Linked DNA regions of Homo sapiens: region 1 is linked to region 2. Evidence: read pairs that join two places in POLR2A ChIA-PET (ENCODE). Cell type or tissue: MCF 10A. All regions are shown on one strand. Links, peaks and the distances in the headings refer to the core of each region. The heading gives the core; the rest is flanking DNA. Region 1 has its middle 540 kb from the start of LNCARSR. Region 2 has its middle 400 kb from the start of LNCARSR.

What was found. Peaks named below come from ENCODE experiments on the same cell type or tissue, not always from the same donor. Only the 100,000 strongest peaks of a DNase experiment are listed, where the experiment ranks them.
Region 1: POLR2A ChIA-PET joins it to region 2 with 11 read pairs; 2 of 35 experiments call an interaction of 5 or more read pairs at or near these places.

Annotation. Positions count from the first base shown.
Region 1 is chr9:79,023,065-79,034,148 of GRCh38, forward strand. No RefSeq gene overlaps it. Among named protein-coding and RNA genes, the nearest start is that of LNCARSR, 540 kb to the right of the region's middle. RefSeq lists enhancers at 1-578, 2,880-4,079. In MCF 10A, for the core only: no CTCF peak of the experiment used is centred there; a DNase peak (open chromatin) is centred at 3,447.
Region 2 is chr9:79,161,278-79,172,361 of GRCh38, forward strand. No RefSeq gene overlaps it. Among named protein-coding and RNA genes, the nearest start is that of LNCARSR, 400 kb to the right of the region's middle. In MCF 10A, for the core only: no CTCF peak of the experiment used is centred there; DNase peaks (open chromatin) are centred at 3,324, 3,944 and 4,894.

The DNA.
Region 1 (11,084 bases), core at 1,431-9,430, 140 kb before region 2:
TTTCCTTCCACTTCAGTGTTTTCTATGAGTTTTACAGTAAGCATGCAATACTTTTATAATTAGAAAACAAGTCAGCTTTACTTTTAAGTATTCATTAAAAAAACTACCAACTACCACATGAACGAGGACATGATGGCAAACTTGTTTTATGGTACGGATGACTAGTTTATGATCTAATCACTAAAAAATGTTTTCCTAGCCACCAGCTATGTGTGAGTTAGTCTTTGAATTTCTTGTGGAATTTGTTACAAGGCTTGGTCTCTTGATATATGTTCAAGACAGGGAGGAAGAGGATCAGAGTGGTGAAAATGAGAACAACAAAGAATACCTGCAAGTAGTAAGTATTGGAACATATACAATTACAGAATATAAAACACGTCATGAGAGAGTGGCAAAGCAATTTCACCTTGGCATTACACATGGTCTCAAGGCAATAGGAAGTGAGCAAGGGTATGATCCCTGGAGCAAGACTTCCTGAGTTCAAATTCCAGCACTACCACTGGTTACATGTGCTCTCTGGAAAAGGACTAAAACTCTCTCTGCCTCAGTTTCTTCATTTCATTTATGAAATGGAGGTAATGATAGTTACCCATAGCATTGAGTATTTGTGAGATTTAAATTAGTTACTCCATGTGAATCCCCTGGAAGAATGCTTGGCACACATTAAACACTCAAAAAGTGTCATTTATTTATTTGTTGGCATTCAACTGCACATATTCTCATTTATTTCAACATAAATTTTACTACAGGAAAAGCCATTTAAAGATTTATTTTAATTATAGCACTCTGCCACCTTCTTTCCCCAATGGATCTATCCAACTGAGAAAATGAGAGTGATTTAACCAAGTAAAATTGATGTAAATTTTTTTCCAAATATGTTAGATACTTGTTTTTTCATATTTGTGTATTGAGCTTTAGTCCAACCCTGTATGGTTCCCCAGTGATTTATAAGCATTACTGCTTATTTGCATATTAAATTCCCAAAGAATGCTACTCCAGCGACTTGATTCAGGTATTTCTTCCTCTAGACTTTTTCTCTCCCCAGTTGAATACACACACCCCTTGCTCTTCATTCTTTCTGGCAAGTTTTCTAAGGTGTGTACCAAGTTTTTGAGGAGCTGAATATCACGTTGCCTTGAGTCAAACAGGAGCCAGCTGGCACCATTTATCTCTTCAAATTACAAGAAAATGTGAGAAACAACAGGGTGTCTATGTGGGGTCCTGCAGAGCCCTAAAGGGCAGCTACGTGTGAAAGAGTCTATCATGGCAATGAGCTCGAGAATTACCTGTAATCCTGGAAGCTTCCAACTTGACAAAACTTATCTCAATGTGGTTTCTTGATCAGATTTTTAGATTTTTTTTTCTACCTTATCCAGCTACATCTTCAAAAGTTAGATGTGTTTGTGAGAGTGATAATGGTGGGAGGAAATTCATTTTGTTACTTTTTTGCTGGAATCAATGCAGTTTTTTGAAGGCTCCGTGAGATTCCAGTAGATATTAGACGTTTAAGTTTCCTAATTATTTATTATTTTTGTTGAATTTCATCACATCATCTCTTGAGGTAGGCTGTTTTATAGTGCATCACCTTGAGAAGAAACAAACACTCCCTCATAAGCATTTGAAGTCCCATGTAAGTTTAATATCTCAGTAAAAACTCATAAAGGATTTTTATTCGAGTGAAAATGTTATAACACAATCTATTTGAAACCTCATACAGAAAGATTAGCCAAGATGAATATATGCATGATATTTTTAGGAAGTCAAAATAAGTAGAAATTTCTTAGCACTTCTTTTTGTGTATGCCTTAGTGAAAGAAGAAATTACATAAGAAAAATCATAAATGTTAAATCTGGATTATTAGAAGGCATAAAGGCTTATCCTAGAATAGACTTTTTCTCACATATTCTTGTTACTACATTTAAGAAAATATAAGAACACAAAGACAGGATAATTCATTTTAAAATGTACATAATTATAAAATGCAAGGGAGCTGTTTGAAAAGGGTATAACCTTGAAAAAGGTTTATAGATTTAGACTAAATGAAAAAAAACTTTAGGAATTATAAATTTTTCCTGTTGCATTAAAAAACAGATTAAATATTTCAGAGACTGATTCAGAAATCAGTATAATAAATAAAAGAAAACTATGGGACACTATTACTGAGTTCTCTAGGAGCTTGAAGAAAGAAAATTTATGTGCTTCCTTACTTTTTAAAATGCACAAATCTTATATTTGTAGAGAAGTCAGTTTAACTTTGATAACTGGGTAGATACTGGAACTAACCATCAAGCAGTTTATAATCCCCTATAAAAGCACACCATTCTGGGTCACGATCAACATTGCTTTGCAGAAAGTAGATTTTGGACAAGATTCTTCAAATATGATAAAATAAAAATTTCAGGATGCATTGCAAGATGGATAATATACAATAAAAATACACATGAAAACTTTGAAATTGTGATTCTACTCTGTATGTCATTTTTAGCACGCCAGAATTTTCTCCAGCATACTACTGGAGACGTGGTTCTTCAACTTTTGGTCTTAGGACCCTATTATATTATTAAATTATTTTGAAGTACCCAAAGAGCTTTTCTTTATGTGGAATATAGCTACTATTAATATTTACTGTATTGGAAATAAAACTGAGAAACTTCTAAAACATAAGCATGTACAAGCACACATTCCATTAGCCAACAGATTGAGAATATCAACACGTCAGGTAGCCTTTTAGACAATTCCGTTGTACACTCATGAGAGAACAAGAGTGCAAAGGCAAATAAGTTTCTAGTATCACCACAAAAATAGTTGTGACTTCACAGACCTCCAGGTATCAGGGGCCCCAGTGGTTCCCAGAGCACACTTTGAGATCACCATGCTGCAGGGTTGGTAACTGAGAGATTATCAGACATCTCAGTGAGAGGAACCAAGAGTGACTCAAGGAAAGAATTTATGAAATATCCCTCAAGGTGTAAATTCTGTCTGGCTAAAAGTTAATATTTTTATTAGAGATCCCTGGGTATTATCTTTAAGCCTATGATTTTTATTCAAGGAAAAAATAATATTAGAAAGGTAAGGGGTAGGGGAGAAGGATTTGGTCATTATTTGATGAACATTTATTAACTAATCACATTATATAGGAAGCACTGGAGAGACAGAAAAGATCTTAAAGACCTTAAAGCTGTTCCTTGACATGTTCACCATCAGGGAGAGAGATCTATGTGCGCTAATAGAGTTGTGAACAGAAGTCTCAGGCAACCCAGTGGAAGGAAGAGTGATTTGTGCAAAATCATTTCAGGAAGTCTTCATCAAAGAGGCGATGCTCATGACCAGGTGTGCACAAGCAGTGCACATGCTGAGCAGAAGCACTCCAGGCAGTGAGTTCAGAGAAAAGTGCTGCAGGCAGAGCGTGACTCTGGGCAGAAAGACATGCAAGGGCATGTCTCCAAGGAATGGTGATCTTTCAGTAGCTGGAGCAGCAGGTGTTGTTGGGGTAGAACATGTGGGAGAGGTTAGGTGTGACTGCAGAAGGCTTTTTATGCTCACTGAGAAGAGTGGGCAGTGCCCTGTAGAGAACAGGAAGCTGCTGAAGTTTTTTTTAGCAGACGGATGATTTTTCAGAATCATGTTTCAGAAAGTCAGCTCAGTGGCTCTGTGGAGGAGAAAAGGGATGAAGCTGAAACTAGAGCTTGGAAGCGCAATTTGGAGCATCTTGGAATAGTCTAAGCTGGAACACTGTGTTGCATGGGCTCTGAAATCAGTCTGCTTAGGTTCAAACGTTAATTACTGCCTTCATTTGGGGACCTCAAACAATTAGCTAGCTATAGAGTAGAGGAGTGCCAGTAGCTACTGTAAGAATGACTTGATACAATAAAATAAAGTATAATGAAACATTAATGCACTATAACTTTGTAATCGATATTAGTTATCATTATGGGTGCATAAAATTATAGGGAAGAGGGAAAACTTGGAGCAGATTCTAGAGATATTTAGGAGTTAGGATTCACAGGATTTTTGTGAAAATGTTGGATGGTGGTGATAGATGGTGAAATTATTTCAGATGTTTAGATTCAAGAGAATTCTGGGAAATGACAGATAATAGGTAATGCAGGGAGGGGACAAAGGGCATGAGAATGTGGAGAAAGTAAGGCCTATTTTCACATAAATAATGTTTGTAAAAATGATGGGAAATGTTTACTGCAGTTACCTCGCATAATACGGAGGTGCAGTGTGTGCCATTGATGATGAAACGTATCCAAGAAGTTTTAAGGAACAAGATGGAAAAATTCACTTGTGATAAATCTCACAGACCCAATCAAGGGAGGAACAGGGTAACTAAGCTTCTAACAGAAATATGTAATTTCTTAAGAAAATCAAGTGCTCTCCTTGAGGACTAGAGGGTAACATGCAGCCTTTAAGGAAAGAATAGGTGCAAATTAAGAGAGAAGTTGGGAATGAAAGCTGGCAATGTATTTTTTTCTTTAGCATAAAAAATTGCACATTATCAATGTATTACAAGAAAGATGAAGTGCTCAAATCCACACAGCCAAAATGCCCAGTCTAGGTAAGTTTCTGTTATAATAAGTCAATTTAGAATAATAAAAGTTGTTAGGAAAAGAGAAGTTTTTATTGACTTAAGTGGTCAAAGGGTGCTGATTTAAAAGAAACACAGATTCTCTGAAAGATGTACAGACTTTCTCATAGATTTATCAGTAGTTTAAAAGGGAGTGAGTAAAAACTAGAATGAAATATTATTTTCTCAAACACAAATAACCGATGTAAAGTAAAACACCCAAGTGATCAGCTGGGCATCTCTGCATGCTGTTCTTATGTTAGCTATTTGCAAAGATGTGGGAGAAATCTCAAGAAAATAATTACTTGGAGGAAGAAAGTTACTAATCTCAAAGTAAGGTAGAGGAAAAGATAAAAGGATTAGATGGAGGGACTTATGTTACAGTGATAGTATTCTGAACCACTTATTTCTTTAGGAGAAGGGAGAGGTGAAGGGGAGTGGGGAACAGTCGTCTTTGAAATTAGAATAGCTCATAAAATAACTAACTACAAGGTAAGCATTATTAGAATCTGTGCCAATTCACGGACTGTTTGCATTCAGACACTGGTCGTATTTTATTATAGTCACACGTGAATTGACAAAATGTGAAGCATTTTGTATTTACAGTTCAGTGGAATAATTTTTCTACTCTGACTGCTTGAATGTATTGTTTGGCTTCAGGGAGAATTGCTCATGTTCTTGGAATGGAAACAGATCTGAATAATGGTGTTATCAAATTAAAAGCTGGTCTTAAGGCTTAAGACATACTAGGTATGTCTTGAAAGCAATTTTTTCTGTTCCTCTTCTGTTCCCTTACTGAAATACCATTGATCAGTGCTTAAAATGGAAATGTGGATTTGTAATCACCTTGGTGAGTGAAAAAGGATGCCACACAGGGTGTTAGTTTCCTACCTCAGTATGAGAATTCACAGTCTCTTGGGATAGAAGTAGCACCTTCCACTTGTTCCTCCCTCTGCCTCCCAACACACACACACACACACACACACACACACACACACACACACACACACACACACAAGCTCTCCTTGCTCGTAAGCCCTCCTTAGGGTTATAAAATGGGTGAGATCTTTCTGAGATCTAAATATAAAGGAACGCAATTTTAACATATTGTGTCATTAAGAAGTTTAGGAGCTTTTAGACACAATCTGGAGGTAGTGGAAAATTAGATGCAGTGTTGCATTAGACATGTTTTTAGTATTTTCTTCTTTTTGTAAAAGCTGTAATTTTCAGAGTTAAGAACCAATTTAATGTCCCTGGAGTTACAGCTTTTTTGTATCCATTGTCCATTAGGTGAATTACTTAGCCAAGAATGGAATCCATTTATAATGTATAAAATACTGTGAAATGTCTTAAAAACAGTCTTTGCAGGGGGAAAAAGCATTGGGAGTCCATTAAATTTGAAGACAGTGAGTTCTGAGGTTCTTCTTATAATCATATAATGGTTTTTTGTGCTTTGATAATATGATGCATTAGATATTGGAAGATTTATTTAAAAGTTTGAATTCAATGAAAATTTATATAGAACTCACATAAAATATATTATTTTTGACAGTCCAGACAGCTTTTAAAACTGAGTGTATTGTCAAAAAACACTTGAATAATATTTATTGTATTCTAATACAAATTAATAGATAACCACTAAAATGCTACTAAATGTCTTATGGTGATATTGTCACTATTGCTGGCATTTAATAGGCTTAGAAAATTTGGTTTATAAATTCTTGTTTTTGAACAAATTCTAATTATGCCTGAAAATTAACTTGTTCTAAAAAGATTCTCTATAAGATGTATGTGATATATATATATATCTCTGTGTGTGTGTATTTAGACACACAAACCCATTTCCAATGATCAGATTTAAATTAATAATGAATTGAGGATTTGCGTTGTAAATGTTATTGTACACTATATTGACTGCTATGGGATCCCAAACCATAATTAATGTTTTGCCAAACTCTCCTTTCATATAAAAGAAGAAAATTTCAGAAAAACAAGCTGACTTCAAATTTTACTTTATTTAATAAATAAATAAAATGTTAAAATGTTATTCCCAGAGTATGTTCCAGGATCCAGACAGCTGCTGCCAAATCTCGGAAAGTTATTACTCCTGTAGCAACAGTCCTATATAGTATGTTGAACCATACTAAATTGTCATCTATATTGGTTGAAACCAGGTGGCTAGCAGCTACTTCATAAGATATAACCTAATAGTAATCTTCAGAAGGACAAATGTTTGGCATTGTTATGGCTGAAGTATCATTTTTTAAAAGCCAAATAGTGCTTTCTATAGTCACTAAGCAGAGAAATGTAATGTACTTAATGAAGATTCTAATAAAGACTGTTAATGTATTTAATGAAGATTCTAACAAAGACTGATTCTAATAAAATCAGCAGTTTTCCTCTCATTAATAGAATTTTGTAACTGAAACTCTTACTATCCAGGCTGTGATAATTCCTTGAGACAGTAGATGTACACATACATGTTCATATTTCCTACCGTATAAATTAGAACATTTTATTTTCAGCTGAAAGTTACATAAACCCCAGCTAGTCATGGCTTAAGTAAATGCAAGGTGGTTTTTTTTTTTTTTTCTTCACATAATAAAAGTCTGGAGGTAGGAAGCCCAGCACTGGTGTGATGGCTCTGTGATGTGATCATGGACCCAGCTTCTTCCTATCCTTCTGATCAGCATGTTTAACCTTTTAGCCAGTTGACAGCTACAGCATCATACCTAAGACAAGAAGAAGAGAGAAGGGACAGCATGGTGCTAGCCTCATCCACCCCTTTCATTATGAGAGCAAATGTTCATCTACAGATCCCAGCTTATGCTGTATATGTCAGGAAAATGTCATATGACTATACTTGACAATGGCTGGAAAGATAAAATTTATTTTCCAAACTCTGTAGGAACTGTAGGAGAGAGGAGGTAAAGAAATACTGCGAAAGTATTGGGTTACCAATCAACAAATCGACAGTGTCTGCCAAATTTCACTTATTTCTTTTTCTTTTCTACTCTTCCTCGTGTCGATCAGCCTGTACATTGCTATACATTGTGACTATTAGACTGGACCATATAAAATTTCTAATATTTATAAATTGTTGACTTATAAGAATGGCAATTTCATATGGCTTTTACAATCTATCACAAATAACTTAAACTTCTATTTAACATTTTTTGCTCTCATATCCTCTCCATATCACTAGCTACTATTGACTTTCTGCTAGTGTCAAAAAAGATAAATAAATAAATAGAATAATGAGGAAAGGGAAGAGAGGTGAGAGGATCAGTTTTTACTCAGCAGGGTGACTTCTAGCTCCCTAGACCTGGAATGATTAAGGTTGACTCTTGCATGAGATGCAGCCATGGCCTCCTCAATGGCTGTCTCTACTAGAGATCTCTCTTGTCCTTAACCTTGGCCAGATACAGCTGTAGTCTGCTGGCTGCTTTTGTGTCCTCCTTTGGCTCCTAGGCATCCAGATTTATACCTCCAGACTCTCAAGTAGGACCCAAAACAACCTGACACCTACTCTCTTTAGGACTGCAGGACATCTCAGCAGAGCAAAAGTCTTCTGGATCTACCACCAAAGCAGCTTAGTAGCCTTTCTCCCGCCCTTAGATTTCCTGGATGAGAATTAGACCTCAGTCCTCAATTCCTTAATCGATGTTTGCTTTATTAGTCTTAAGGCCAGCACCAAGTCTTTTTCTCCCATATGAACACATTTCAAAGCTTTCAGTGTTTCCCTTTATGCTTTAGGTTAGAAAGTGGCACTCCAATCCACTCCTCCTCCAAAAGAAGGGGTGGCGACTTTCAGCCTAGAGAGACTCTCTCCAAAGAAACATTATCACTAGTCTGTGCTCTTTAATATTTTTTTTTTCTGATTCCTGTTTATGCCTTTGATCTGGCAGAGGGATACAAAAGTCACAGAACAAATTCCATTTGTAAATTCTGCGTATGGTATATGCATTGGCAGGGAATCCGTATTCTCCTCGTAAATTCTGCATATAGTCTATGTGTCTTGGTGCTGGGGTCATTGGTGTTTCAATTTAAATGGCTGGGGCAGGAAAGATTCTATCCTGACATGGAAGAAGGAAGAAAGGCAGGCAGGCAGGCAGGAAGGAAGGAAGGGAGGGAGGGAGGGAGGGAGGGAGGGAGGGATGAAGGAGGCAAGGAAGGAAGGAAGGGATGAGAAGGAGGGAGGAAGAGAGAGAGAGAGAGGAAAGGAGGAGGGAAAGAAGAAAGGGAGGCAGGAGGGGAAGAAGAAGGAGGGAGGAAGAAAATTTACATTTTAGGTATCTTAGTCTAGAGCTTGCTCATCTTTATTTTGTAGATGTGGTCTTCAGTTCGCAGAGTAAACAAGGTGATTACACGCATATACTTTATAGACTGCCATCTTCAGTGCTGAAATCTTTATTTTATTTTCTAAGATGAGACATATCCTGGCTTCTTTTTATGTGACACTAAAATCCCCAGAACCACCAAAACAGACTAGAAAATCCCTTCATTTGAACAGCTCATGGGTCTTGACTTGCAGGATTCTGAAGGGAAGGACTATTTATGGATGCCCAAGCATGCAGGCAGACCTAAGGAACAATTGCATGGAAACTCATGCGAAGTTAAATTGGCAATCAGCTCTAGCATTTCTTATGGCAGAGCTGCCTATTGGGTAAATAATATGCATTTTATAAAAACATTCATAAATGTAAATTCACACAAGAGACTGAAATGGCTGCTTAGGGTTAAATGAAATGCATATTAACAACACTTACGAATAGTAAATAGCATGCACTTTTAAAATGTGATCAACGTGTATTTACATAATAGCCTGTAAGAGTTCCACTGTCAAGTAAATAATACTGTAGTTGCCCTTAAAAGTCTTTAATCACCTGCAGTATTTGCAAAGTATGTTGTAATGGATTTCTGGTTTGTGTTAGCACTCCACTCTCTTCTCAAATTTGTTCCTTTTCTTCCCTGATTTCAAATACATATATATATTTATGAAAATAATTTTAAATTGGCATTGAAATAAACCACACATCTAGGTAGAATGGTCTTGAATGGTTTCACTTCTGTGGAAAGGAAACTTTTAAAGTGAGATGGCAATATCATGCTGATGTTGCACCCATGAAGAGCATCTTATACATGAAAACAAGTAAACAAAGAAGAGAGCCGCTGCAAGGTGGGGTGACGGGGCTGTTGATTGTGGGCAGAATATGCTTTGGCGAACTGCAGCCAATGTTTCCACCCTCTCCCAGGCTGTTCCTATTCTTCCACTGTATCACAGGGATCTGACCCCCACAAACTATGGCCCTAGTCTCTCTTACCAAGTAGTTTCTGGCTCTTTTAGGGCATGGGGAGTACTGACTGGAGGCTGGAAGGCAGGAAGAAGGTATAAGTCTGATTTCTTCCCTTTTCTCTCTGCTCAGGATACATTCACCAGTGGCTAAGGCACCCCACACCTCTGTCTCACCTTCTAGCCCACCCCACAGTTCTCCATGGTTCCAGAAGCTATCTGTGGTCCAGGCACCTGGGCTCTAGTCACACAGTTTCCTCCCTCCAGTTGATGCAGGATTTTTCTCAATCCTTTCAACAGACTTGAGACTGGGGTGTCCTGTTTACTCGGCCTGGGATGCTCAATCCCTTGTGGGAGACAGCATGTGAGTGAGCAAGTGTGAGATCTGGCTGGCCACTTTGGGTGCCGGCAGGAGCAGGCTCCATGTGGGCCCCATGGTGGTACCCAGGTGGGGATGCCTGTGACCTCTGAAGCCCCAGAGGCATGTTACAGTGCTCTCTTAGCTCTGCCATCTAGGGACAGCAGTGTATTATCAGCTCAGTGGGCCCCTTGCCTCATAGTGTGGGGCAGCTCCCCTCTGCTGGCAAGGGTAAAGGACCAGTGTGACAGCCTTTTTTGGGTACCTGCACTTGGTGGGCCTCAAGCTCTCATCCAGCATCCGAGAAGAATGAGGTTGCACAGACACTTGAAGGATGGTGAAGGTGGAGAATTTTATTAAGTGATGGAAAAAGGCTCTTGGTGGAGTGGGGAGCTAGAGAGGGGATGGGATGGGCAGGTAATCTTCCCTTGCAGTCTGGCTGTCTCTGGCCAGTTCTTTCCTGTAGTCAAGCCATCTCTCCAAAGTTAAGCCATCTTTCCTCTGAAGTCCAGCTGTCCCTCTGAAGTCAAGTCACCAATCTCCAGTCAAGCTGCTTCTCTCCCTCTACCAACTGAGTCTGGGGTCTTTATAGGCAAAGGATGGGGGGCAGAGAGGGCCATGGGTAGTTTTGGAAAAAGCGACTTTCAATTGGTAAAAAGACATTATTCTTGTAAATCCATTACAATATACTTTGCAAATACTGTAGGTAATTAAAGACTTTTAAAGGCAACTACAGTACTATTTACTTGACAGTGGAACTCTTACAGGCTATTATGTAAATACACATTGAGCACATTTTAAAAGTGCATGGTTTTTACTATTCATAAGTGTTGAAAGAACCAATCAAGACAGAGCAGGCAAAT
Region 2 (11,084 bases), core at 1,044-9,043:
CACACAACTGTGGGAACTTGAGCAAGTTACTTAAAACCCTGAATCAGTTTGCTTATTTACAAATAAGTGAAGAAGACATGCTTTTAAAAGGATTTTTTCAGAGCATGAAAATATATGTATACTATCTACTCCCCTTACTTAAAACTCACTTTATTACTCCTTTGAAAAGTATCAGGTACATTCTTCAAGTTCTTTCATTGGAGTTGATTGTTCTTTCATTTAGAATGGTTGACAACCTAGCATGGAACTTAACTCTCCAGAGTGCTGTAGATTACCCATCACAAGACTTTCAGGTACCGAATTTACCCTTCCCTTCCTTATGCTGCACACCCCACAGCTTTACATAATGGTGATAAATCAAACAAACGTCTGGTTGATTTCTGTATGCAGAGCACATGGCAGAGTGCCTAGCACTGAGGAACTCTTCAGGAACTATTTTAAAACAGTTAGAAGCAACAGCTGAATTTCTTTAAGAAATAATCATGTAATGTGATGGTCTCATTCCAAGAACATTAAAAGGTCTCAATAAGTATTCATTAGTGCTCCAGAAGCCCCAACAGCGGCTTTTAGTTATTGTCTCTCCTTAGCGGTATGTTAATTTTGCAAATTTTCCAATTAATCTCGGCATTTTTATTTTCTTTATTTCTTCTTTTCTTTCCCTTCTCTTTTTTATTTTATTTTTGATAGATTAGGAATACAGTATAGATTCAGAGTCCCATCCCAGAAGCTAAATATCTCACCGTTTACTCTTTCCTGTGAGTTTTTATTACCTCTGTGATTGTGTCTGATATTGCTCAAGTCAGGAAGGAAGCGTCATTAAATAAGAAACCAGAGGTAAGACCTTAAATCAAGCATGGTTTGATACTTTGCACATTTAAGCTACTGTTGTGTTTTGGTATTTAAAAAGTTAGAGTTACTTATTTTTACCAGGTTGTTTGAATAAATAACTCTCCAATCATGGTAGAAAAATGATAACTCTTACTTTCTCCAAGCTTAGACTTAGTGACTGTGAGTAAAGACATGGAATCTGAGGAAGATGCTATACCTTCTTTAGATACAAGAATCAGTATTTATGGAATACGTGTGTGTTCAATGCTCACCCATAATGAAGAATGCAAAGCAGTTAGCAAGCCACAGCTTCCGGTACTGGTTTTTACCCATTTCTGCAAATGCTGCCAAGATCTTCTTGGCTAATTTAGCATCTTGCTTGTATGAGATAGGTGGGTGATATTTTCATTATAGGTAAGGAATGGGATTCTAAGAAATCCATTACCTTTAATCCCTACTATGGACAATTGCCAGGCATTATTGCATTCCATATCAATCAAGAATTAGGAGAGAACAATTTAAGTAGAGCTTTAATTGGATTGGAATCTAGAAACAGCTGCAAAAGATTGTATTCTTTCTGAATGGGGGAGCACTGCTTTTCTGGAAGTCTTCACAGTGTACATTATTCTCTTTTTGAATGGAAATATTTGCTGCCAAATACCTGCTTAGGATGTGAAAAGCCAAATTTAACTTATTTTTTTCAGACAGCCTGGCAATTAAGCTTTTACTTTAGAGTTTGGTTTATTCATTCTAATAATGGTTATCATCATGGAAAGTTTTAATTAAGTATTCGGCATCTACCAGATGATATATATGTTACCAAAAAGTAATACCTATTTTTAGAGAGCTCATACTTCATATCAGCAAGAAGTAAGTCATTTAAAAATGTCCTAAGTTAGGCATACACACATGTACACCATGTCAATAATCACCAAGATGTCTATCCTGCATTTGCTTCATATTGCCAAGTGCAAATATGTTTATTTCATTTGTATATTCTTATATCAGTCCTCTAAACACAAAAATGTTAATTTGGCTCCTATTTTACAGATGTGAATATGAGATTCCAATTACTTAAAGGACCTGCCCAAGGCCATAGAGGTGGGAAAGGAAAGGTCAATCGTCTTTCTACTACACCATGTATCACATTATTTTTATGCACTTGAATAACCTTGTCCACAGTCAAAGTTGAAAAATTGGTGAAGATTGTCTAATTTCACTCAGCTTCCTGTTCTGGGCTTTTCTTCATCGTTAGACTCTTCACCTTTTTGAAGCTCTCTTGATCTTTGCCTTCCCTTACCCTCCTACCTCCTAGTGATTCTTTATTTCTCTTTGCAGATACCTTTCCCTCTGCCCACATCTAACAAACTGGTATTCCTCAGAGTCCTATCCTCAAACCTTCTCCTGCTTCAGTCTACTTAGCATTCCTGGAGGATCTCTCCCATATCTGTAGCTTCTGCTACCTATATGTTAGTGACATCCAAATTTTATATTGCTAGTTCAGACTTCTTGCCCACTCCATATCTCTGCTTTGATAACCAGCGGCTACTACAGAGTCAACATGTTACCAAACTGAACCCATTAGATGTCGCTTATACATGCTCCTCCTCCTGCTTCCCCTCTCTTACACCACAGCACCACCCTCTTCTCAGTGGTCTAAGCCAAGAGCCTCAGAGACATCTTTGATCCTGCCTTCTTTCTCACCTTCTTTGTATAATTGACCTCCATATCCAGTGATTCAGCTTTAGAAAAAAAATTTATCTGCTCATTTTTCTTTCAATTCTCATTGTCATTGCCACATTTTAAATTTTGCCCATCTCTCTCTAGAACAATTCCTGTAGCCACCTAAATATTTCTCTGCATCTCTCTAATCATCCTATTACTTAGGGCTTTTAGCCTACTCCTCCCACCAGGGAAACCTCCATCTAATCACATCCAGGAAAATTAGAAATACCGTGTTCAGGCTGGGTGCGGTGGCTCATGCCTGTAATCCCAGCACTTTGGGAGGCCCAGGCGGGCAGATCACCTGAGGTCAGGAGTTTGAGACCAGCCTGGCCAACCTGCTGAAACCCTGTCTCTCCTAAAAATGCAAAAATTAGCTGGGCATGGTGGCGGACACCTGTAATCCCAGCTACTTGGTAGGCTGAGGTAGCAGAATTGCTTGAACCAAGGAGACAGAGGTTGTGGTGAGCTGAGATCACACCACTGCCCTCCAGCTTAGGTGACAGAGTGAGACTCCATCTCAAAAATATTTAAAAAAAAAAAAAAAGAAAGAAAGAAAGAAAAAGAAATACCATGTTCACATTGTTTTCCCCTTTTGCAACCTATCAACTGTGTACCCTGTCATGTTCCCTGTCGACAGGCAAAACTTGCTGGATTTTATATCAACCACATCCCTAAAACCTCATCAAGGTAGGAGGACCTGGAACAGTAGCCACCAGGGTCAGGTGCTCCAGAGCAGTAGCTACTAAGCCACTGTCGGGCTTGGCAGCCTGCTGCACTGACTCAGGCGTGTTCCCCAGTTGAAATGGTTACAACATTTTTACAAAAGCCTTTGTTCTTGATTTGTTTGAGTTGTATGTTAGCTAAGGTTTAATGCGATCCAAGAAGAGGACAATAAGCAGAAATAAATGCAGCTAAATCAATGATAGCAGAAAAATATCTCCAGGTGAAATAATAAATGAAAAATCTTTGGCTCTTTGTATCATTGCAAACGCTTATGATACTATCTTGCCCTTCACTCTCAAACTTGCCCCTGGGGGTGGGGAGAAGTTTATGTAGCAAATTAAGGTACACACAGGGTTCTGCCCTTTTTTTCTGGCTGTTGTTTCTCTAAGTGGAGTCTTCTTATTATCTTAATATAGATTAGGTTTATAAACTCATGAGGATTTGAATTCACATATTTTCTTTTTCAGTTTTAGATTCCTATACAGTTAGTTATAGGAGTCTAAGCTGAAACTTTCCATCAAATAACACATTGTTGGATTGTTAGCACTAGAAGACATCTTATAGCTTTGTTCAATTCACTATTGAGAAAAATGAGGCTCCAAGTAGGGAAACGATGCGTCTGGTGATCACATGACTGGTAGATATTAATCAGCACTTACGTAATACTTGAGTCAGCCTCACCCTATTTAAGTCAATACCCTTTCTGAATGTTCATGTAAATTTGGCATACTAAAAATAAATTGGTTTGTACTGAAGGCTCCATGATGCAGTGGGCAAGTGCGGACATTAGAGTCAGAGCGACCCAATCCAAATGCTGGCTGTCTAATTCTAGGTCAGTCAAGTTAAATTAGAGGCTGTTTCCCCATATGTAAAGGGGGCATAAATAAAATTATGCTTGTAAAATGCTTAATATTGTACATAGCATAGGTCTTCTTTCTCAAAGAAAAAACTAACCATGAAGAAGATATATTAACAGATTCACCAGTTTTGTCTGAACTCCAAGAAAAAAGAAATTATACCACAGCTGTTGGTACTCAAGGGCTGTCTAAAAAAGTGAAGATGTAAATACATCATTTAAACTTCCCTTCCTTTAGATTTTCACTGGTTTGAAAGGGAAATTAGGGGAGCTAGCCTCCTAACTCCAACCAAGGATCACATAAAAGATGGAATGTTTATTCATGTAAGCACAGCTTAACAGATAAGTTTCAAGTTTTTTTAGTTAATAGAATACATACATTTTAAGCTACAATTATACTATAAATAATATCATTAAAAAATTGCATAAAATTAAGTGCACAGTAATACAGAGAGAAAAACCTTCATGGGGAGAAAAGGCATGATGTAGGTACAGGGAGATGAAAAGGCAAAGCCTCCTCGTTAAGGCAAGATAGGCTGTGGACTGAAGTTTGCAGAAAAAAGACCTCATTTAATAGTGAAATGACACCTATGTGTGGGAGAAATTGTTACATAGATTAAGGTTAAGCAATTTGTTTCCTTGACGGTGGACCAAATAATCTCAGTTTAAGTACACTAAAACAATATTGTGCAACCAGACGTTTGTTTTCTCTCTTCTGCTATCTTTCCAATCAGCACACTCAACAATTACACCCTCTGCTCCCAGGCACTCCCACTCTGAAGATTTCACCCATAAATCAGGGACTAGCTTTAAATGCCTGTTTTGCTACCTTCTGTTGTGCAATCGAACATACCACCAGGACATGATCTCCACATAGGGTTTTTGCAGGAGCTGTAATCAAATCAAATCTAAATATGTACTTTCCCTCAGTCTGCCTTTTCAGCAGAAGATACAGCAAAGAAACTTTAATTTCTTGTAAAGTTACTGAGGGAAAAAAACTAGTAATAGCAAAAAAGGAATGATGACCTTAGGTTGTGGGTTAGGATGTTATTTGTTAGACTATAAAGGATTCTGTGTGTGTGTGTGTGTGTGTGTGTGTGTGTGTGTGAGAGAGAGAGAGAGAGCAAGAGAGCACTTTAAGTAAATGAAAATTCAGATGTGAGAAAATTCTTTTCTCAGCTTGCCCACCAGTGGACATTAAGAACTTGAGAACAGCTGACTTTTTATTGTGTTTCACACTTTAGAGCTGGTGGGATGTGAAAGATTATCTGGTTCATTGGCTTCCCAACAAGTTCCCAAGAGCCCAAATGTTCCACAGAGGGAATTAGCGAGATGAACCCCCTTCCCCACATTTGATTTGTATGGTAGGCAGGCACTCACTCGCAAACAAGAGGGATGCATCTTGGAAAGCATGCGTGACTTAAAAATCCAGGGATCTAAAAGGTATTTGTTTCTAGGCAATTGCAGTGAAGGATTCCATTGTGCCAGTTGTAGGTAGTCAACTCTCAAAGAGCTCATGTAAGAGACAGCTTTTTCCTGTCAGTGAAAATGAGAACCAGCAAGCTGCCCACCCTTGACACTTGGCTCCAATTCTCTCAGTTTAGCTCCCCATGTTCTCACCACAAGCCCTTCTGAGTTTTGGGGTTCCAGAGATAGTCTTTGGTAAATTCCCTCTGAACCACTAAAGGATACTTTTCTGATAATCACAAATTGCTTACCTAAAAGCACAAATGACAACTCTAACAGAAAACCTTTCAGTCCCGGTGTATAAACTCCATGTCCCAAATGGGAGTGCCGAGTATCTGGTTAAGGATGGGAGGATGGGATGCTCTATGGGGTATTTTATTCATGACTCGCCATATTACTTACAACATTGTCTGGTAGCAATCCCACTGAGTGCTGCTGTGACATTTTTAAGAATTTTCCTAGTCATTGATGAACAAGTTCTTTTGAACAGCGAGGCACTCATAAAGCATCCAAGTCAGAAGCATACCTCAGTTAAATACACATGGACCAGGAACTACTTAATTGAGGGTTATTGACATTTAATTTGTAAAAAAGGTTTGACCCCAATAAAAAGGACAAAAACCATTGATTAATACTAATTTCTTATTTTTATGGGTAAAGAAACTAAAGGCCAAGGAACAGAAGTGAATTTCTCAAAGTTACATGGCTTTTAAATGATGGAGCTGGGACTAAGGCTGCTGGTGTCTGGCTCATTCAGAGTCACTGCCCCCATACTCCACCCAGAATCAGAGTCGCCAGATGTCAGATTGAGGACAGTGGAGTCCATTTAGTCCATCGGTTTTCTAAAGCACAGATGAATGATAGAAGAATGACTAAAGCTCAGCATGATTCCAGAATTCTGGCACTGCCAGGTATGCATGTATAGCCTCTTTAGATGTCAGTCTTCTCAGAAAATGGGTTTACACTAGATAGTTGCTTTGGGTATCAGTTAATTTTAGTGGCTCAACAGTCCTTGTTTTTGCCTTTTCCCCTCTTTGGTAATAATGTCCCATTCACTTTTGGAGAATCTCCTGTCCCTCAATCTTAGTCACTTGGTTTGGGTAGGACTAACCCTTCTGCTCAGGGTGGACATGTCCCTCGGGCTTGCTAGTCAGAGTGACAGTTGTTGGTTAGGGCATCATACCTGATCTAGTCTCCACCAATGAGAACCAGGTTAGGGTCTTGCTGTCTCTCGATGAGGGTTGTTTAGCTGCTAAGATATGAACTTGTTGCTGGGAGGGTCATATGTAAAGAGAATCTGCCTGAGAATAAAGTCATATGGAGGAAAGGAGAGCTAAAAGATGGGGAGGCAGAGTCTGAATGCCATCTTCTGAGGCCCTGGATCCAGGACCAATAGCCAAGCAGATTTCTTCTTTGTATTAAAACTGGTTCCAGTTAAATTTTGGTCACTTGCAACCTAATAAGTCCTAAGACAAAATCCTTTGGGTATTTCAGTGTTAAAATTGCATAGCTTCGTGAAGAAGGAATCAACAGTAACAGATGCATTCACATATATAGAGGAAATTGTGAAATTCCACTGTCTTAGAATGATGTCTTTAATAGCTCTCTGAATATTTCTCATTATTTTTATTCCCTGAAGATACATAGCAAGTTCTAGTGCTTTGGAAATGAGTTTCTACTTTTTAAGAGAGCATCCTACACATGTCAGTTATATACTCTTTAGCCCTGAATCATTAGAGGAAGTACAGGAGTGAAGGTGGGAATATGGGCATGCCATCATATTTTTAGCAGCTTTATAAATGTATGCATTAGATTTATTCAATTAATAGTTGTCTTAACAGGTTGGGCAATTTTATCATTAACTCAAGGTTTCATTCATTTACAATATCATTTCCTCATTAAATATTCTTTAAGAGGATTTCAGTTGAGTAAGACTATTTAAAATGAGGCACCATACACCTTTTCCCTTTAATGAATTTATTCCTTTTTCAGGAATTAATTAAAATCAGTTGTGGAGAAGAGATATGCAGTAAATGAATAAAGTAGTGTCTGGGCAAATGTAAAGGAGTAACTGCCATTAACTGAAATGAAGCACATTCCAAAGGCAACTTGTTAATGGAGAATTTTCATACTTAGATGCACCAACAAGAAGTTCATTACTCAATGAAATTACACTCATCTGAGACTACTATTTCCCTCTTCCTCCTTCCTTTCCTCTTTCTCACTTTCCCTCTTTTCCTCCCTTCTCTCATCCCTTCCTTCCTTAATTTCACTCTTTCTCTTAAATAAAGTAAATTGGCTTCATTACTATTCCAAGACAAGCCTTTTCTTTCTTTCTTTCTCTTTTCTTTTCTTTTCTTCTTTCTTTCTTTCTTTCTGTCTGTCTTTCTTTCTTTCTTTCTTTCTTTCTTTCTTTCTTTCTTTCTTTCTTTCTTTCTTTCTTTCTTTCTCTTTCTTTCTTTCTTTCAGAGCTTGAACCTTCTAAGATACAAAATAGTCATAAATTATCTTGCTAAATCCAGAGCCTTCATTCTTGGAAAGGCATGGTAAAGAGAAGATACCAGAATGGGGAAAGAGCTGAATTTTCAAACTAGAGGAAACATCCTTTCAAATTTAATTCACAAACTGGGAATGGAAATGTCATTTCCTCACTCAGAGGGTTAATCACTTTCTAATTTGAACCGGCAAATATTATAATGACACTATGAAATTAGCAGCATTTTATTGTGTTAATTATCTGCAGGACACGATATCATTACTTCTAATAAATGTAAATGAGATTGTGTCTCCTAGGACAATACACAGACAAGGTGAATTTTTATTGGCTATTTACAGGATTCCAGGACAGTCTTTCTTCTTTTTTCTCTCCTTATAAAATACTTTCAAACGGTATCATCTTGCCATGCCAATACTCCTATATTTTATTTAATACAATATTTTAAAGGTCATTAAAGTTCTCCTTAACTCACTGGAACTCATTTTCACTCAAAGCAATGTTGATTATTAAAAACCATGTCAAGTGTTAACTCAATCGACTAAGACTGAGAACCGCAGCCCTACTGTAAGAATATTTTTAAAATTCATTCTTTTAAAGGCATTTTAAAAAGTGTTGCTCATCTGCCCACTTGATTCAACTACCAATGGCAGAAAGGACATGAAGTTGTATTTTTCCAAATCATTCAGCAAACATGACAGTTAACAAATACACAGTGCTGTGTCAATCAAAGTTGTCAAATGCTGTTGGGGACCTACTCTAAGGGAGTCACCACATAAGGCTGCAGACAGTGTGAAGAAAAGTAAGAGGTAGTTTTTAGATTGAAAAAGTAGCAAGCTCAGAGAGAAAGGAACACAGATATAGATATAATTGACTAAAGAGAAAATATAAGAAGCACCCTATAACACAAAGAGATATTAAGATGCAAGGGACATTAGTCACCTCCTAATTATGAACATTAGCATAAAAATTTGTCATTTAAGATGAGATTTGAACAGAAAATTCAGATCTCGATAGCCTGAGATATGGAGAGGGCAGGAAGATAATGAGTGATAGTTGTTTTAACAATAATTGCCATCAATTGAACAACTAACTACCATGTGCTAACACATTCTATACATTAACATTCATTATCCTAAAAGGATTATGATATAAATATAATTCCTATTTTATAGATGAGGAAATTGAGGACAAGGAGATTGAATAACATACCCATGTTCACACAGAAGCAACTAGGAGAGAGTCAAATTTCTAACCCATTTCTGTTTATTGTAAAATCCTGTTTTGTTTTCAGTATATGATGCTGCATCTAAAAGCAAAGTTTGATATTAGGTATTTTCATGATAGGTAACCAATCAATGTGGACTATAATTTTGAGAATAAGAGGGAAACTCAGGTGTAATTCAAATCCTGGCTCCAAAATTCCAAATTACGTAATACTGAAATTCATGTAGTCTTTCTCACCATCTCTGTTTCTCCCTTTCTCTCTCTCTCTTGCTATCTCTCTCTCTCTCATTTCTCTCTCTCTTGCTCTCTCTCATCTCTCTCTCTGTAAGTCTGTTTTCTCATGTTTATAAATGGGGAGAATAGCAGTTAACTACAGGATTGAGGTAAGAATTATTTGAGACAATGCAAGCACTTAGCATTGTGTCTGGCACTCATTAAAGGTTGTAGTTATTATTATGGTTGCTGCTGATTGTTGTTGCTGTGGTTGTTATCGTAGTAGTGGTAAAGAAAGATGTTCCTGTCTCTCGCAGAGTTTGTTTCCTTTCTCATTTTAGTCAGGTGCGGTGCCCACCTTTCAACCATGTCAACGTTTTAGGTCATTTTGTACTGAGTGTGAGGATTAAAAATAAATAATTGATCTGAGCTAGGGCAGAGCTGTGATTTGAATGTTTGACCCCTCCAAAACGCAGGTTCAAATTTAATTTGCGATGTAACACTGTGAAGGGTTGGAGCCCTTAAGAAGTAATTACACGGTTATAAAAGGGTGGGTTCAGCCTCCTTTTGCCTCTCGTTGTCCCTCTTTGCTTTTCTGCCTTCTGTTATGTGATGATACAGCAAGAAGACCCTCACAAGATGCCGGCAACTTGATCTTAAACTTCTCAGCCTTAAGAATTTTGAGAAAATACATTTCTGTTCATTACAAATTACCCAATCTTGGGTATTTTGTTATAGCGACACAATTGAACTCAGATAGCTACTATATTCTTTCTAACTTTTGCAAACTTAAATGAAAGAAGAAATTTGAAATTAGCAACTAAAATTACCCTTCAATATTATCAAACCAAGCAATAAATATGCAGGCAGTGCCCATAGTGCTCGTTGCCACACCAGATGACTGTGGTTATACAGAGAAAATTGAACGTGCCTTTGCCATCAAGGAAATTGCCATTTAGTTGGTCAGATAAGACAAGCATGCAAACAATGAAGTAGTAATAGAAACTGGCTTATAATCAATGGCTTAACTACAAAACATAAACCACAGATATTACAGAAGACAGAGGTAAGTGGAGTGGAGGGAGGAGGATGGCCCCTTGGTGGAGGTGGAACTTAAAGTATACCTCATAAGGTAAAAATAAGGTTGAATAAATGGTGTGTGGCTCCATATGGATTACATTTGTCGAACATTTATTACTATGGCATTATAATTATTTCTGTTGTGAAATTATCAGAATAAATTATCTATTCTCACAGAATTAAGCTATGCTGAAGATTTGGTGGAATGTTTTGAGTTAAGTAAAATATGACTAAGAGCATCACAGAAATACAAGTTTTGTGGCACTAAGATAAAACCCAACAATTCTATAGCTAATAAATTTCCTGTTCATACATGAAAAAGACATATAATGGAAAATTACTAATGTTAATTGTTAAACCTAGCAGCTCAGGTTATACAAGCTATTAAAACTATGCAGTGGGTGGGAGTAGGTAGAAGGAAATAAAAGCAAGAAAATTTTCTACTCATATTTAAAAATAAATAATTGGATT